2 separate regions of the Mus musculus genome follow, and region 2 is linked to region 1. Evidence: chromatin loops called from intact Hi-C (ENCODE). Cell type or tissue: heart. All regions are shown on one strand. Each heading gives the region's core, and the rest is flanking DNA. Links, peaks and the distances in the headings are about the cores only.

What was found. Peaks named below come from ENCODE experiments on the same cell type or tissue, not always from the same donor. Only the 100,000 strongest peaks of a DNase experiment are listed, where the experiment ranks them.
Region 2: it touches region 1 in a loop (6-fold over the local background); 26 of 42 quality-filtered maps call a loop at or near these places.

What each region holds. Positions count from the first base shown.
Region 1 is chr17:3,271,834-3,275,915 of GRCm38, forward strand. It overlaps Gm34035 (a long non-coding RNA gene), which reads right to left. Exons shown (of 5, transcript XR_001782146.2): 2 at 3,856-4,079; 3 at 1,395-1,522. Among named protein-coding and RNA genes, the nearest start is that of Gm34035, 9.4 kb to the right of the region's middle. In heart, for the core only: a CTCF peak has its summit at 2,107 (motif pointing right); a DNase peak (open chromatin) is centred at 2,078; H3K4me3 peaks cover 419 bases; H3K27ac peaks cover 951 bases.
Region 2 is chr17:3,445,343-3,449,424 of GRCm38, forward strand. It overlaps Tiam2 (T cell lymphoma invasion and metastasis 2), which reads left to right. Exons shown (of 27, transcript NM_001122998.1): 10 at 3,036-3,194. Among named protein-coding and RNA genes, the nearest start is that of Gm52295, 39 kb to the left of the region's middle. In heart, for the core only: a CTCF peak has its summit at 1,461 (motif pointing left); no DNase peak of the experiment used is centred there.

The DNA of each region.
Region 1 (4,082 bases), core at 971-3,470:
TCACAGTCCCTTTGAGTTCCCTATCTAGAAATTGGGAAGAAGTGAGGGGGTGTGACTGGCTGGAGAGGCTTTGGGGAAATGGGGTATGTGGCTTCTGCTTATACCTTGGGGACCTTCCCAGGCCTTGCTAGGTCTCAAAAGACGGATGATAAAATGCCTGCAGACTTTCAGCTCTCAAAAGTCTCCCTGGGCACGCTGCCTCAGTTGCTCAACCCTCTGCCTGCAGAGGTAGTGGATCTGTAGGATTAGAGTCAGCTGCAGGACTGGGCGGACACATTCCTCGTAGGGAGGTCACTAGCCTGCTCTGTATGTGTAACAAATCTGAGTTTCCCACTCAGATCACGTGTGTTTCTTTCTGGAAGCTTCTGCATATCTCCCCCCCAATATCTGTCATCATCCAGAGGAGGCCTAGCCTGTCAGACACTCCTTGAATATCAGAGGATGACCTTGATGCTGCCCTGATGCTCTTAGAGTGGAGTGTCCTGCATCTCTATCCTGGTGCACTTGAGCACAGCAGAGGGAAAGAAATCCTCTGTGTGCTGTGCCATCAAACTGTGTGACAACTTCACATACGTACATGCACACACACTGTGTAGAAACAGGTTTGTCTTAACCCTCAAGCCCTTCTGCTCTTACACGGCTGCTTCAGTAGAGCCCACTTCACCTTTCAGATGACTCTCACCTGTAACCCCATCTCGCTTTGCCTTCCTCTCTGTTCCCTTCGGAAGCTTTCAGGCCCACTCCCCCTACTTCTTTTCTCCATTTTGTTTCTCCAAGACAGTTCACACATCACACTTTACAGGCAGCTTCTCTGCCTGGGTTGAATTGTGAACAGGGATAGACTCGAGGCAAACAGGTCAGCAAGTGAACCTATCAGCCAGGAGAGCCAGCGTTTCGGATCAGTGATCGGTTGATTGGCGGCCAGGATCACAGGAGAGAGAGAGTGATCATTATATTACGTCTGCTCGCAAGCCAGGCTGGTAGATAGAGGGGGTCTGGGACCAACTCTCAATCCAGACATCTCATCCCCAGCATCTCCAGAAGAACAGGACACAAGGCTCACAGAGGGAGCACAGAACCTCAAACATAACGTGCTGACATCATTAACTGAGCTAAGGTTTGAATGAATCCTGGCCTGAGCCCCCATTGCTGGCCAGGAATCACCTTCCACCTGTGCGACACTCAGTCTGTTCCTACTCCACAATGATGGCAACCTTGGTTTTTGTTTTTGTTTTTTTGGTCTAAGTTGAAAGGGTTCAATGATCAGGGATAAAAGGAACCATTATGATAATTTTACAAAAAGGATCCCATCTTGTTTCTCACTAACAAAGCCCATAAATGCAGATGATGGTTTTTAGCTCCCTATACAGAGGTCTATATGTACATTTCCTTACCTGGTTCTCTTCACAACCCTCTGAAGTGCATTTTCCTATCAGCGCTGTGCATATGATCTGGGAGGGTGGCAGGGGTGCTTAGCAAGTTCACACACTGCTAAGTGGCAAGGCGGATCTTCACACTCAGCCTAGAGGGGAAGCGCGAGACAGTCAGGTTAGTGTTTTAACAACCCAGACTCAGCTAGGAGGTGAATTCAAGGCCAGCCTGGGCTAACTATTATCCTGTCTCAAACAAACAAACAAACAAACAAATACACAAACACAGCCCCTAAGCATTGTGACACACTCACAGCCCGCAACTCACGGTGGAGAAATCTTGCCCCTCGAGTCTCCTAGATAAGGAACACTATCTAGAACTGGCAGACAGACTCAAGCCCTGTAACCACTTACCCTTGTCAGCCGCCTTTTTCTGTTTGTTATTTTGTACACATAAATTCATTCAGTCCGCCTTTGCGCTTTTGTATCTTCCTGCCACCGATTACCTTGACTTCAGAGATAAGGAATTCCGTTCTAGCGAGGGGACAGTGCAGCCATCCCAACACTTTTATCTTTGAATTGAGTTTCATTAGCAAGCTGTCAAAGGAGCAGGGTCCTCAGGGCCCTGACACCCAGGGTTTCACTATGCTTATGAGGCCTTGCTTGCTAAGACTGGAGTTTTACCGCCATGGGCTAGTCAACGAGAGTTTCGACATCTCTAAAGACTGCCTCAAGAGGGCGCTCCGCACAAGCCTTTAATCTACTCTCGGCTAGCTATGCCTGAATCTGGGTCTGGGAAGGCAGTATTTTTAAAATAAGGATTGCAGTCCTATGTGAGGCCGGAGGAAATCCATAGAACGATCACGCTGAGACAAAATGAGAGTGCAGAAAGCCGAGGCGCTCGTTTGTTTTCAAGTTTTAGAATACTTTTTATTTATTTATTTATTTATTTATTTATTTATTTATTTATTTATTTATTTTAGTATGCTGCAGGAAGCAGCGGTTCGGTTCCCATGTCAGACTGCTTACAACTGCCTATAATTACAGTTCTAGGGGATCGGACTTCCGAAAGCACATATAAACAGACAGGAAAGCAAACAGACAGACAGACACAAAAGCCAGAGAGAGAGAGAGAGAGAGAGAGAGAGAGAGAGAGGCACTCGCAGCAGGTATAACAGCAACAGAACTGCTTACCCAGAGACCTAAGCTCACAGGAACATAGGTCTTGAGGCCTCAGGAATTTAGGATTATTATAAAGATCATTTAAGGGAAGTCCCTCTGACCCATTTCCCATGTGGGCTTACTGCAGCGGGGCTGTTGAGATGGCAGGAAGAATTTGAAACAGGGTCTCTCAGGCTGTCCTCAAAGGTATGATTTTCCTGCCTCTGCCTCAAAAGTGCTGAGATTAGAGACATGCCCCACCATGCCCACACTACCCTTACGGGCTGGGAAGGGAACACTCTTAGCCCCCCTTAGAAACTCACTAAAGTGGTCTGCCACCCCTACCCAACCGTGATTGTGAATTCACCAGTAAATTTTTGCATCTCTTCATCAGTACTCGGTTGGAAATGCTAGACAAACAAGCTCATTCCCTCATCTAGATTGCCGCTAGCCAATGAGCACTCTGCACACAATAGGTCTTGATTTAATTTTCCTGGCTAATGAAGAGCAGTCGTCTCGGCATCCTTTGTTGCTGGAAGGACATCTTGAGATTGATTGTAATTGCTGTGTGAGGGAGCCGGGGGTCTTTGTCGGGGCAAGGAAGCGGCTGAAGGGTTCACTTAAACCCTTGAGGTCAACCCTGTAGCCTGGTGGAGTAAATTGCTTCCACTCGAGGACGGTGAGCCCCCTTATCTCTCTCTTTCCATGGAGCAACTTGCAAGGTCTGCTCCCTGCTCCCTAGCACAGCAAGCTGTCAAAGGAGCAGGGTCCTCAGGGCCCTGACGCCCAGGGTTTCACTATGCTTATGAGGCCTTGCTTGCTAAGACTGGAGTTTTACCGCCAAGGGCTAGTAAAGGGCTTTTACTTCAAAGGCTTCTTATCTCCCAGCCACCCACATTCCTTCAGGGACCAGTTAATAGGATTATGAAAGGACAAAGGACAAACTTACCCCCCCCCCAGGGAGACCCCTCCCCTTCTCTCCTGGGAAGCAAAGTTTTCAATGGCAGTGTTTAGCATTTTTCCATACTTGAGAAAATGATGAACTTAAATCTTGTATCTACAGCAAGAGGAGCTGTTCGGGCTAAAGCATCTTTTGTTTCTGTATCATTTAAGATTTAGTGTCTATGGAGACCTGACCCCTTGGACGAATCTCTCTCCCCTCCCCCTCCCCTTCTCCTCCTTTTCCTCTCTCTCTCTCTCTCTCTCTCTCTCTCTCTCTCTCTCTCTCTCTCTCTCTCTCTCCCATGCCTCTACCTTTCTGTCTGTATTTATGTTTGTGTTTGCAGAAGCCAGAGATAAATATTGCTTATCTTTCTCTACCTACCTTATTCTTTGAGACCGTGTCTCACGATGAACCTGGAGCTCGATGAGTCAGTAATACTGACTGGCCACGAAGCTTCCTGGATCCTCTTACCCCTGCTTCACCGATATTGGGAGTGCCACATCACCTGGGTTTTTAGTTTGGTTGGTTGTTTTGTTGTTGTTGTTTGCTGCTGCTGTTTTGTTTTTTCACGTGGGTTCTGGCGATTCAGACATGGGTTCTTGTGCCTG
Region 2 (4,082 bases), core at 502-3,001, 170 kb after region 1:
TCTCTGAAGAGGCTTTAAGTCACTGGTGGCCTTGGCTTTGATAGGCATCTTCTGTGAACAGTGGAGACGGAGGAAAGGAAGACTGGTCCGTGCAGGCGCAGGTTCACAGTCAGACTCAGTTGAGCATAGCAGGATCGTTCTATCATCCTTTCTTCCACCTCTCTGTCTACTTTCACACATCTCTTTTGTCTAAGCCTTGCCTTCCTTGAGCAATCTGCCATTTAGTCTTTCTGAAAGTTGGGCCTAGGAAGAAACTGACTCCAGAAAAGCAAATTCGAGCCAGATGCCTTGATCTTTTACCTTTGCTGAGTGTGACTCTTAGTAGCATCCGGCTCCTCAGTACCCAGGTGTATTGTGGGTGTGAGATACCTTCTTAAGGGTCAGAGGAGACTGATGAAGAAACAAAGACCTTATCGTCATGTCTCTCGCCACTTAAAGTGGGTGGACCCAAAGCTAACCCTTGTGTGAGCTGGATTCTGCTGGATTCTGTCAAGTACTGAGTTTGGTGGTGTCTCAGTTAGGGTTTTACTGCTGTGAACAGACACCATGACCAAGGCAAGTCTTATAAAAACACAACATTTACTTGGGGCTGGCTTACAGGCTCAGAGGTTCAGTCCATTATCATCAAGGTGGGAGCATGGCAGCATCCAAGCAGGCATGGTGCAGGCAGAGTTGAGTTCTGTGTCTTCATCCAAAGGCTGCTAGTGGACTTCCAGGCAACTAGGGTGAGGATCTTATGCCCACACCCACAGTGACACACCTACTCCAACCAGGCAACACCTCCAGATGGTGCCACTCCCTGGTCCAAAAATATACAAACCTTCACAGGTGGGTTCCCCTAACTAGTGATTCCAACACTAAGGCGGGGGCACAGAGTGACAGAGGAGAGCAATTGCTTTGCAATGAACAGATATGTAGAGGCAGGGGAGTGCCTTGCTTTTTATGGGAAATCCTCTTGAGATGGTTTGTCCAACTAGGGCATGGTTTGTGTAGTAGAATCAGGAAATGAATCTGGACCGTTAAGTCATGTTCACTGCGGAGGGAAGTTAATTGGCAGACTGCCATTTTCATGTGGTGTCAAAGTGGGGAGACCTGACTCATATCCAGACTTCGGGGGTCAGAGCCCTTCCATACCATAAGGATTAGTTGTGCACACTTAAAGTTCTTTAGAATTTCTGCACCCCCCATTTTTCTCACCTGGAAAGTAGAGGGTAATGGGGGTGTGTACCTGAATAGGCTCTGAGTAAATTTGTAGCCGGGTGGGAGTTTATTTTATGTGGAGAATCTCCCTCTGATGGACAGTCAGGGATAAGAACAGGCAGGAAGCCATGGTGCAGCATGGATTTGAATTTCCTGAGTCCCTGCCCAACTTGCTCTCTTGAAGGACAGTAGGAAGTTGCAGTGATGTGGTTTAAGTTCCTTTCTGTGGCCTTCCTTTTGATGTTCCTTACTCTATAGTGACCTCTGCTGGGCTTTCCATTTGTTTTTGTTTTCAATATGCATTAAGAGGGGAGCCTTAAGCAGCTTAATTAGGCCAGTGCCCGCTTTTACTTGGTGCCTGGATCGAACCACTGCCAAAGTGATCCAAGTGCCCAGGAGAAGCGAGCCAGAGAAAGCCCTTACTCATGTGACAGGCCCACTTAGGAGAGAGTATCCCAGCCTGGTGTCCTAGGCTCAGGGCATCTGCCCCTGTCTCTTCCTCTCTTCCTCAGTGAGGGGAGGTCGGTTCTGGCTGTGCACATCTTTTTGGGAAAATATTCTGATCTTGACAGGTCCACGACAGGTCCAGTGATGACTTCAGACCTGAGCACCACATTTCCAAAGACAGGGACCCTTCCCTTCTCTGCCCAGGCCTGTTCTTCGGAATGGCTTTATCACATCAAGTTTGGCTTTGCACAGTTTACTTTGTGCTTAAAGATCAAGAAATGCATGGAGTTGACAGGGAGTTGACCCATCAGAGTGCTTGCTTTGAGGAGTGAGTTGCTTGTAGCACTGTGAGAGCACTGAATCTACAAATCTACACAGCTGCCATGCTTTCGAGCCTATAAGACGTCTCTTAATTGTGGGTGACTCCTTTGCTCATAAAAGCTCGTCTTGTTAATTAAGAAATATCGGTAATGAGAACAATGCTTCCTTTTGCAAAGTGGTAAACTGAGGCTAAGCAAGTTGAAAACAAAAGTCTGTTTGTTTTGAGACAGGATCTCACTATGTAGATGGCTGGTCTGGAACTTACTTTGTAGATGAGGCTCAAAATGAGTTCTGGCTTCAAACTCTGAGATCTCCGTATCTCTGCTGGGATTAAGGGAATACACCAACACATCTACCTAAATTAAACACTTTCCCCTGGGCTGCTAGTGTCTAGTTAAGTAGCAGCTTTGGAGTTAGGGTCACCATAGTGTTCCCGGAAGGATCTAACTCAAAGAAATGTTTGAGATGCTTAGTATAGGAGCAGATTGACACAAAGTGACTGGCTTCAGTGGTGAGGTTTACAGAAGTGTTTTGAAAAATCTCCTGAAGGTGGTACTCTTGGGGATGATTTCCTGACAGAGCGGCCATGTCTGACATACCTGAAAGATGGAGAAAGGATGTCCTCTTTACTAGAAGTTACATTCAAAAAGTTTAATTAGGAGGAGAGAGAATCGTCACACTTATGGAGAATTCAGTTTAGAGCTAATCTAGGGCACAGACAGACATCCACTTACTCTGGATGAGACAGACCCTTTGGAAGCCGGAAAGGGACTAAGGATTCAATGTACATTTCCCATTTCTCCATCAGGACTCTAGCAGTGAGATTGAGCTGATCTGAGTTGACCCCATTGCAGAGTAGAAGTCGTCTCCATCCCTGGGTTTGAGCTCCATCTGTGTAGAGTCTGAAGAGCCAAGGACTGGCAGATCTGCCCCTGAATAGTGTGTAGGACCAGTGTGGGATGTGTGCAAAACTTATAGTACAAACTGCTTGTATTAAGGGAGCATTTGCCGCCCCCCTCTGGTTTCTACTTTTGCTTATCCAACCTTTATTTTCTCACTGCACACAGGCCCATGACCTGCATCTGTATGGCTCCGCAGTAGACAGCGCGCTGCGAGACAGCATGTGGGAAGTCCAGACTTATGTCCACTTCCAGGATAACGAAGGAGTTACTGTGACCATCAAGCCAGAGCACAGGGTGGAAGATGTTCTGGCTTTGGTGTGCAAGGTGATGAATTTTGCTGTAGAAATACTTCCGAGTAGAGAGGGTTTGTTAATGGTGTATTCCTCTGCATTTGGTTTTGTGGGGGGTGTTCAAGACTCAACTTTCTACGCAGGGGAACATACTAACATTTTCTAGCTAGTATGTTAATTCTCCACCCTTCAGAGGAATGAGTCCTCAGGTCATGGTCCCACACTTCCATGAAGCCACATCGACTTAGAATCTGCATCTAGAGTCATTGTGACACCTGTTGCTGTTCACATTACATAGAGATGGCGTATCTTGGTGTGCTATTCAGTCCATAATTCATTACCACTCACAGTTGCTTTATGGACTTTATTCCCAGTCTAAAGAGGAACTATAGCATAAATCTATTCAGCACCGGCATGCCTAGCACTTTCAGACCACCAGGTGGCAGACAAGAGCTGGGAAATTTAAATACACTGGACTAGAGTCTGCTGACTTTCATGGTAGAATATTTTAACTCTTTTGTGCTTGGCCTTGAGGCTTTAGTTTGTATGTCTAATTGTGGTTATAAAGTTAACTGCATCCCCCAAGCTCAGTGTGTAAGCCTTTTATTTAGAAAAGCCTTTTATTCAGGTGATAAAAACTGTGATTAGCTTTCTGGGTGTTAAAAGGTGTGAGAGGTCACTAAATTCTGTTTGGAGCACAGGCTTCAGAGAAATGCTTTTCTGCTGAAAGTGTGGGGAAGAAAGAAAAGATACAAGTGAGGGAAAGAGGAGGTACACACACACTTAAATACACACATACACACACTCACACACATATACATACATATATATCACACATAAATATACATATACACACACATACACACATATATACATATACACATACTCACATACACATACATACACACACATATATACATAT